Regions from separate parts of the Mus musculus genome. Here region 1 is linked to region 2. Evidence: chromatin contacts called from ENCODE Hi-C or POLR2A ChIA-PET data. All regions are on one chromosome and are shown on one strand. Each heading gives the region's core, a stretch centred on a gene start or an enhancer-like site at or near the end of the contact. The rest is flanking DNA. Distances are from core to core; before and after follow the strand shown. Region 1 holds the start of Actr1a (ARP1 actin-related protein 1A, centractin alpha). Region 2 holds the start of Mfsd13a (major facilitator superfamily domain containing 13a).

Region 1 (4,219 bases), core at 1,305-3,804, 39 kb before region 2:
TATTTTTGGTTCAGAAAGACCACAAGGACTTGTCTCATAACACCTGTTTTGTCTGAAGGCTGACTGAAGAAACAGGATGCAAAAAAGAATAGGAGACGAGAAAGTGCCATTTCTACCCCCAAAGACAGCCAGCCCATTTGGAAACTGATCTTTTACAGGGCATCTTTAAACTTCGGCTGAAATCACGAAGACAAGACAGAATGCGCTTCTTCATTCCTCCTGCCCACTCAGGTCTCTGTCACGCACCTGGTGGCGAGCTATGATCCCCTTCAATCCCGAGCTAATGCTTGGCTCTCCCGAAACCTGTTCTTAACTAACGTCCTAAAGCTAAAGCAGCTGCAAAGCCAGAAGCAAGCTCTGCAGAGAGAAAGAGAACTGTGCAGAGTAAGCAAAAAGTTTATCTGGAAGAGCTGCTCTGTCAAACTTCAAGAGCAACAGCTTCGCACTGAATGACAGAAGCTCCTGCGCTCGGGAAGGTCCCGAAAGAAGACTGAAAGAAGGCCTCTCCTCAACTCTTCCCTCATCAAAGGCACAATGCCCTCATCTTGCTCCCTCCTAACCCACAGGGGCGTCCTGGTTCCCGGACCGCCCTAGACTACGCGGTCTTGTGCCCTCCAAAGCCCTCTCAAATGCTCTCCAGGCCCCGCCTCACTCCCCCCCCCATCCCACCCCAGCCGCCCCCTGGCTCCCCCAAGCCCACTAATGACCCACCACAGGCGCCCCCTCCTTTCTCCACGTTTACAGTTCGCTCTTACAGTCCCCCCTCCGCTTCTGTATACACCCCCAGTTCTCGGTTGTCCTAATCCGGGTTAACCCCTCACTACTCAAGGGATCCATTAACCCTTTGTCCCCATTCCCAACTTCTGTCCTAACTCCTTCCACAGCACCAGGAAGCTCCTGGTTCCCCAGTACTTAAACCGTTTTCTTCCTCCCCCTTCTGCAAATTACTTCGTCCCGGGTGTTCGAAGCTTTCCCGGCCGGACCCCGTCCTCCCGAGGCCCAGAGCATACCAGTACTTGACGATAGCGGTAACCTGGAGCGGGTTCGGCTGGTCAGGGTAGAGGCGGCGACACTCTCCGTAGATGGCGTGCAGTCCCGGGGGAAAGAGTGAAGCAAAGGCCGGAGGGGCACTAGGGCCAGAGGCCGGGGGCGCGGCGGGACCGGGGGCGACGCTAGGCCGCAGCTCCGCCATTGGGGCGCGTAGGGCGCGCGGAGAACCCGGGAGGGTAGAGGAGGGAAAGCGCCCCTATGGGCCAGCGGACCCACTGTGGATGAGACTCCCCGAGGCGATGGGGGCTACGGCGAGGTCTAACTCCGCGCCTGCGCACGAGGCTCCGTCCGCCCAAGCCGGAGCCTTCAAGACGTCGGCCAGAGGATGCTGTGGGACCGCGGGGAGCTCCAAGGGGCGGGGCGTCAGCGTGCCCTTTCCTGACACCTATTGGCTAGTGTCTTTGCCAGTCACAAGTGGGGAAGGCGTGACTTGACAATAGACTCCGCCTCCCTGCCCCTGGGTTGGGAGCGTCCCAAGGATCTTGGCCTCCCCCTAGTGTTAGGAGGAACCCAGTTTAGAACAGAGACTTGGTACCTTGAGGCGCCAGGGTCCTATGAAAGCTCTACACAACTACTAAGAAGCGCTTAATATTGTTTTACTAATACACAATTTTAAGATAAGCTTGACAACTAATTCATTAGACAGTATGTCATTATTATTAATGTTACAACTCTAATATTTCTTGGAACTATTGACAAAAAGGGTAACTCGAAATGTGCCTGGGGAAAATGCCTGGCTGTTTTAAAAAAAATTTACCTATTCTTTCTCTTCGCCTGGATGTTGTCATCCATCAAGGTCAAGAAAAATAATAAAACAATTTCTAAACCTTTAGATGATATTTTAGGCCCGTGGTTTTGTGGCATCCAACGTACAGGTATTTTTTTATAACCTCCATTGGCTTTTGCTTCATGGGTTTTGTCTTGTTTTGCTTTTTGTTTCATTTTTTTGTTTTTCGGGACAGGGTTTTTCTCTATAGCCCCTCGCTGTCCTGGAACTCTGTAAACCAGACTAGCCTCGAAAGAGGTGGGATTAAAGGCTTCCAGCACCACTCCCGGTGCTGCTGGGATATGTGTTGGGCAAGCATTCTACCACTGAGCGACAGATGTTTATTAATGGTTTGTATTGCCCAAGTGAAGGAATGGCTGAGAGATAGAACTACTCTGTAAAATTCAACCGCCCCTGAAGTACTGACAAATCCAAACCCAACTACTCACAAGTACTTCAGACTCCAAAATTTAAGAGTGTACTGGAAACCCCTTCGAAGGGATCTCAAATCCAGTCATGCAAGATAATCATCAACACTGTGGCTCTTTAATCTACAAACACTACAGACCCCACCATGTGTAGGAAATACACTGTCCAATCTCCTAAATCCGATCGGGCTGGGACCCGGTTTGGAGCGCAAGCCCTGGGGCAAAGAATGCTGGGGATTGTAGTTCCTCCGAGGCGAGGTCGGGCGGCTCCCTGGATGCCCAGTACCGGCGACTAGACTGCGCATGCGTGTCAGTGGCGTTTGCTGCGGACCGGGCTGGCAGTTCCTTCCTCGGAGGGAAAGATTCCTCTGCCATGGAGTCCTACGATGTGATCGCCAACCAGCCTGTTGTGATCGACAACGTGAGTAGCATCTTTCCTATCTTTAAAGGGACTGTGTTCTCCTCCAGGAAGGATTGTTTCCGCGGTTTCAGCCTAGGCCGCCAGCTCTTTGTCACTGGCTCGGCCTGTCAGGCGGGTTCAGCTGCCGCCGCCCGCGTCCTCCTCACATCCATAGTTTGAAGGCAGGGCGGCCAGCCAACATCCGTGTAATGGAGAATTTGAGGGTAGACAAAGGAAAGAGCTGTAGCCCGGGAAGGGTCCGTGGACCCTTGGCTCAGGGGGCCTTAACCGTTCTCTTAGAGCCCGACACCCGCCTTCGCTCTGGTTTTCCATCACTCAATTGGCTACTCTTGCTGTCTATCTTAGCCTATTGGTCCCGCCTTTGGGCCTTGCCGGATTAGAACAGCACTCCGCAGTCATTGGCTCCGGCGCTTGTCGCTCTTCCGGTCGCCATAGTGTTTCCCTTCTGTAAGGGGCGGTGCCGTGCAGTAGAGCTGTAGGGATTGGCTCGGCAACTCAGGGTGCGGAAGGCGATGGCTGGTCCACCGGTGAAAAAGGACAGTTTCCTTGGGTGTGAGCTGGAGGGGCAATTTAGTGAACTGTATCTGGGTGGGGCCGGACAAACCGGTACCAGAAATGGCCATGGGATTTCAGTTATTTTTGTGATTATAAATTATAGTTAGTCAAGGTAAAGAAGAAAGGGGGGTGACAAAGCAGGCGAGATGCTTTGATGTTTGCAGTGCCCAGGTGAGAGGCAGGGGGATTATCAGACACAGTGGTTGTCAGGTGCGCTAGCGTTTCCAGGACGCTTTGCACCAACATGCAAGTCGAAGCCTCCCAAAAAGTGAATGGTTAAGGAGGAAGTTTGCCCCTCTTTTCACAGTACGAACACGGAAGGTGGAGGTGACCAAGGTCATACAGCAATGGTGCCCCACAACTTCATCGCCTTATCTAAATGGCAATCCTTTGCTAAGCACCGCTCCACACATGCATCGATAAAGACAAATAGAAAGAACTTAAGTATTGCTTTTATGAGGAGGGACATTTGTCTTAATTTCTGAGTTTCACTCAAAGGTTTGGTCCCTCCCACACTGGTTAGAATCTTCCTACTTTCTGGGTCCCTCCCCTGAGGCAAACTACCAGTTCCCTCTGACCTAGGCTGACCTTTTCAGAGTCACTGTGATGTTCCGGCCCTCTGGGACCTGGACATGCCACTAGGTCCTTTTCTTTGTGTCGTAGGTGGATAGAGGTTGCTTTCTCCTGTTTATGCAGGAACAGGAGGATTGGGGAGGTTTTTCAAACCACCCACTTTAGGAGTTAAGGATCCAAGACTCACAAAAAAGATCCAAGACTCACACAGGAATCTGGTTCCAAGTTCTTCAAGGAAGGCGGTTTTATTTGTTGTGAATTTTTAAAAGGGAGGCTGAGGCTGGGGTGTATAGCCCAGATGGTATTGCTTGTCTGACATGCGTGAAATCCTGGGCTCCCTCCTCAGCACAGCATAAACTTTTGGTGTATAATCAGGTATAGTGGTCCGGGTCTGGAATCCCAGCACTAGAGAGGTGGAGGCAGGAA
Region 2 (3,830 bases), core at 466-2,965:
CTGAGTCCATTGTCCCCCAAGGCCAATGTGGGTGTCCTCTGCCTTACAAAGGGCAGTCACAGGAAAACAAACACCCACAGCCCACTCTAGGTGCTCTGATTGGCTGTGGGGTTTGGAGAAGCAGTAGCAACCTCGAACCCTATAGCAAACCTGTGCATTGAGGCTGCAGATGTACGAGGGCAGTGTTGGTAAAAGCCAGCAGTAAGTTACAACCCTTTCACCCAGGACACAGTACCAAGCTAAGAAAACAAGGGCAGAATGTGACCCAGGTAGTAGTAAAAGGGGCCAGACTAAAAAGGGAGTTTGTAAGCCTCCACCAAGCTTCTATCAAGATGGAAGACACCCGCTGAGGGTAGGAGACACAAAAGCATTTCTCTCTTGAGGAGCCCTTCGGAGATACTTCAAGATCCTTCTCCTAGCAGTCCACTCTCCAAGGTTTCTGGGAGATTAACAACAGGAAAGATTGGCCAACCGCAGCAACCTCTGGTGACAGAGTACAATTGAGGGAGGAAACCAAGGAGTAACCGGCTGGGCCCGGAAGGAAGACTATCAGGAGGAGGAGGGTAGGCGGTTCCCACTCCCTTCAGGAGGGAGCCTGTAGAGACCACAGAGGGGAAAAACTACTAAGTAATACTGTATGTATCAGCAGTGCTTGGGTCAAGGATGAACGCTATCCTCACGTAGCCACAAAACTTGTTCCCACGTCTGTGGAAAAAGCAAATCTGTTTGCTGCCTGTCCTGCCAGTATCGAATGAGCAGGTGGAATTTCAAGTCATAATAACAAAGCAAATACTAGGCGTGTCATTTTCTCAGCAAGCTGCTGACTGGATTGTTAGCTGTTTCACTCCCTGGTCAGTCTCCGCAGAATGAAGGAGCCCGCAGGAGAGTTGTTGAAGGAGCCCGACTCTCTCCCGCGAGTTAACAGGTTCACCCTCCTCGGATGGAAAATGGAGTTTTCACCCATTGCCAGAGGGACTTTCTCGGTCCTTCACAGGATTTTATGGTGGCACGAAAGTGTCAGAGCCGACTCACCTCAGAATCGCTGGCCACTTCTAAGTCTCTGAGGAATTAACTGGGAATCAACCCAGGAGCTTTCTACTCAGAAACACGTGTAGTGGTTTTCATTTCGTTTGCACATTACCTGAAGAGCTAGCTATTCTAGAACACCTAGGCTCGGACCTCGCTCAGACCTCTAAAATTGGGATCTCTGGAGGTGATGCCCAGCATCTTTTAAACTATCCAGTGGTTCTACTCTGCTACCAGGTTTAAGGGCCACTAGGTCAATGAGTGAATCCCGGCCTGAACCATTGCATCCATGAACTCAGATTCCTCAAGGAGCAACCTGGACGGTGCATCCCCTTTTCTTACCCCAACAGAGACCTTCAGCGGGGATTCTACACTTGCCCCTTGGTCCCAATTCCTCCTGACCCCAGAATTTTCCAATCCATAATCTGGCACCTTAAGGAACCGCGCAAAGTGTCCCAATGACTCAAACAGCGCAACGCATTCCCGCCCCACCCTCGGGCTGGTCCTTTGTATCAGATCAGCCCCGGGGTCCGGCCCGCTCCTCCGGGACCGGAGAGGTCCTGGGCCGTGGGCCAGCAGCTCACCGCAATCCTGGCAGACGATGCCTAATTCCGCGGCAGCGGGGGAGCCAGGTGCCAGCCAGTGCGCCTGCGCGCTAGCAGCCTTGGGCTTCCCCAGTCTCTCCCTCCGCCCCTTCCCAGCTATTGGCTCCGCACGGCTCTCCCGATAGCAGCTCGGGCAGGTGACCGCGCCTGAGGCTGTCGCTGCCATGTTTGTAATGGGCTATTTCCCTTAGGGACCCAAAAGAAAACGGGCATCAGGCAACAGGGGCAGGTTGCCTGGATTCCTGAAGTACTTATCTCCTCTCTCTTACCTCCACGAAAACTGTCATTTCAGCTCAAAGCAAGTTCCTCTTGGGGACTCTCCCTTCTCTTCCCCGATCCTAATTTCAGAAGATGAGAATTTAGCAGAGACTACCTACGGCTGGATTGTGAGCCTGCGAGTGCAAAGTCCAGCTTGAGCTGTGGGCATGAGGAATCAAAGGAATGGAGAGCCAGGGCAGGAGATGGTAGACACAGGCACTTGGCCATTAACCCACAACCCATGCTGCCCGACTTCTTTGTAGTGGTAGTAATAAGAATTAGAAGACGAAGCCGGGCGTGGTGGCGCATGCCTTTAATCCTAGCACTTGGGAGGCAGAGGCAGGCGGATTTCTGAGTTGGAGGCCATCTTGTCTACAGAGTGAGTTCCAGGACAGCCAGGGCTACACAAAGAAACCCTGTCTCGAAAAACCTAAAAAAAAAAAAAAAAAAAAAAAAAAAAACAAGAATTAGAAGAGGAAGTAATGCCTGATTGTGCCTTTCTGAAATTCCTGTTGTTGTTGTTGTTGTTGTTGTTGTTGTTGTTGTTGTTGTGGTGGTGGTGGTGGTGTTGTTTTACGAGACAGGGTTTCTCCATGTGGCTCTAGCTCTTCTGGAACTCACTATGTAGACCAGGCTGGCCTCGAACTCCCAAAGATCTGATAATTTCCACCTTCTGAGTGCCGAGGTTAAAGGCATAGTCTGTAATTCTTGCTACATAGAAGGCTAGCCTGTGCTGAATACAGAGTGAATTAAGGGCAATCCGGGCACTTTAAACCCTATCTCAAACTAAAAACAAAAACAGGGCTGGCGATACACACACATAAAAGAACTGCTCAGCCACCTACTATTATGTACTTTGCAGGATAGGTGCACCGTTCCAAATGCCTCTTCCTCAAATTATACATGGGAAGTAGATGCTATTATTTCCACTTACAGATGAAAATAACCACTGGGTGCTGGTGGCGGCTGCACATACCTTTAGTCTTGGCACTGGGAAGGCAGAGACAGGTGAATTTCTGCTTTCAAGGCCAGCCTGATCTACAAAGCAAGTCCCAGGAAAGGTAGGGCATACAGAGAAATCCCATCTCAAAAACCAACCAACCAAACAACCAACCAAGCAAAAACCCTGAAGTTCAGAGAAACAGTCAATGAATTGTTTCTGTTTTTCGAGACAGTGTTTCTCTCTTTAACAGCACTAGCTGCCCTAGAACTCATTTTCTAGTCCAGATTGGTCTTGAACTCACAGAGATCTTCATGCCTCTGCCTCCTAAGGGCTGGGATTAAAGATGTGCACCACCGTGCCCAGCCTTCAACAAATTTCATACAACCAGATGCCCAACCAGGTTAGACCAGACTTCTCTGGAGTCTCAGAGGAGTCCTTCCTCTTCCACACTTACTAGACCTTTAAAATCAAGTCTGTATGGCTCAGTCCAGTTTCTAAGCAATCAAATAGGACCCGCTGCTATCTGTTTGGTTTCCCTACTGTGTTGGTTTGTATATGCTCGGCCCAGGGAGTGGCACTATTAGAAGGTGTGGCCCTGTTGGAGCAGGTGTGTCACTATGGATGTGGGCTGTAAGACCCTCTTCCTAGCTGCCTGGAAGTCAATATTCTGCTAGCAGCCTTCAGATGAAGGTGAAGAACTCTCAGCTCCTCCTGCACCATGCCTGCCTGGTGATAATGGAATGAACTTCTGAACCTGTAACCCAGCCCCAATTAAATGATGTCCTTTTAAGAGTTGCCTTGGTCATGGTATCTGTTCACAGCAGTAAAACCCTAAAACACCTACCCTGAGATATAAGGCAAGGAGTGCCTCTTTTGACTTTTCTGCCAAGGGACCTTCTTTTTGTTGAAACTGCTCCATTGCTTATGGGGATTTTGTAGGCATACAGGGAGAACTAGAGCTGAACATGACGAAGCCCATCTGTAGTCCAGGCACTTGG

Evidence for each region. Hi-C counts contacts between places; a loop is a spot of excess contacts on that map. ChIA-PET counts read pairs that join two places held with the same protein, here RNA polymerase II (POLR2A).
Region 1: a loop to region 2 is called in a map of CH12.LX, with 2.3 times the contacts of the local background. The contact joins the promoter of Actr1a here to the promoter of Mfsd13a in region 2. A Hi-C loop is called at or near these places in 4 of 37 maps with a recorded cell type or tissue (CH12.LX, adrenal gland and left cerebral cortex). POLR2A ChIA-PET finds 5 or more read pairs at or near these places in 5 of 5 experiments (Patski and embryonic stem cell).

Annotation. Positions count from the first base shown.
Region 1 is chr19:46,394,076-46,398,294 of GRCm38, reverse strand. Actr1a (ARP1 actin-related protein 1A, centractin alpha) reads left to right here and starts at 2,554. Exons shown (of 11, transcript NM_016860.2): 1 at 2,554-2,665. The coding sequence starts at 2,618. Sufu (SUFU negative regulator of hedgehog signaling) reads right to left here and starts at 1,399. Exons shown (of 12, transcript NM_001025391.2): 1 at 1,011-1,399. The coding sequence starts at 1,192.
Region 2 is chr19:46,354,765-46,358,594 of GRCm38, reverse strand. Mfsd13a (major facilitator superfamily domain containing 13a) reads right to left here and starts at 1,715. Exons shown (of 9, transcript NM_029186.2): 1 at 1,611-1,715.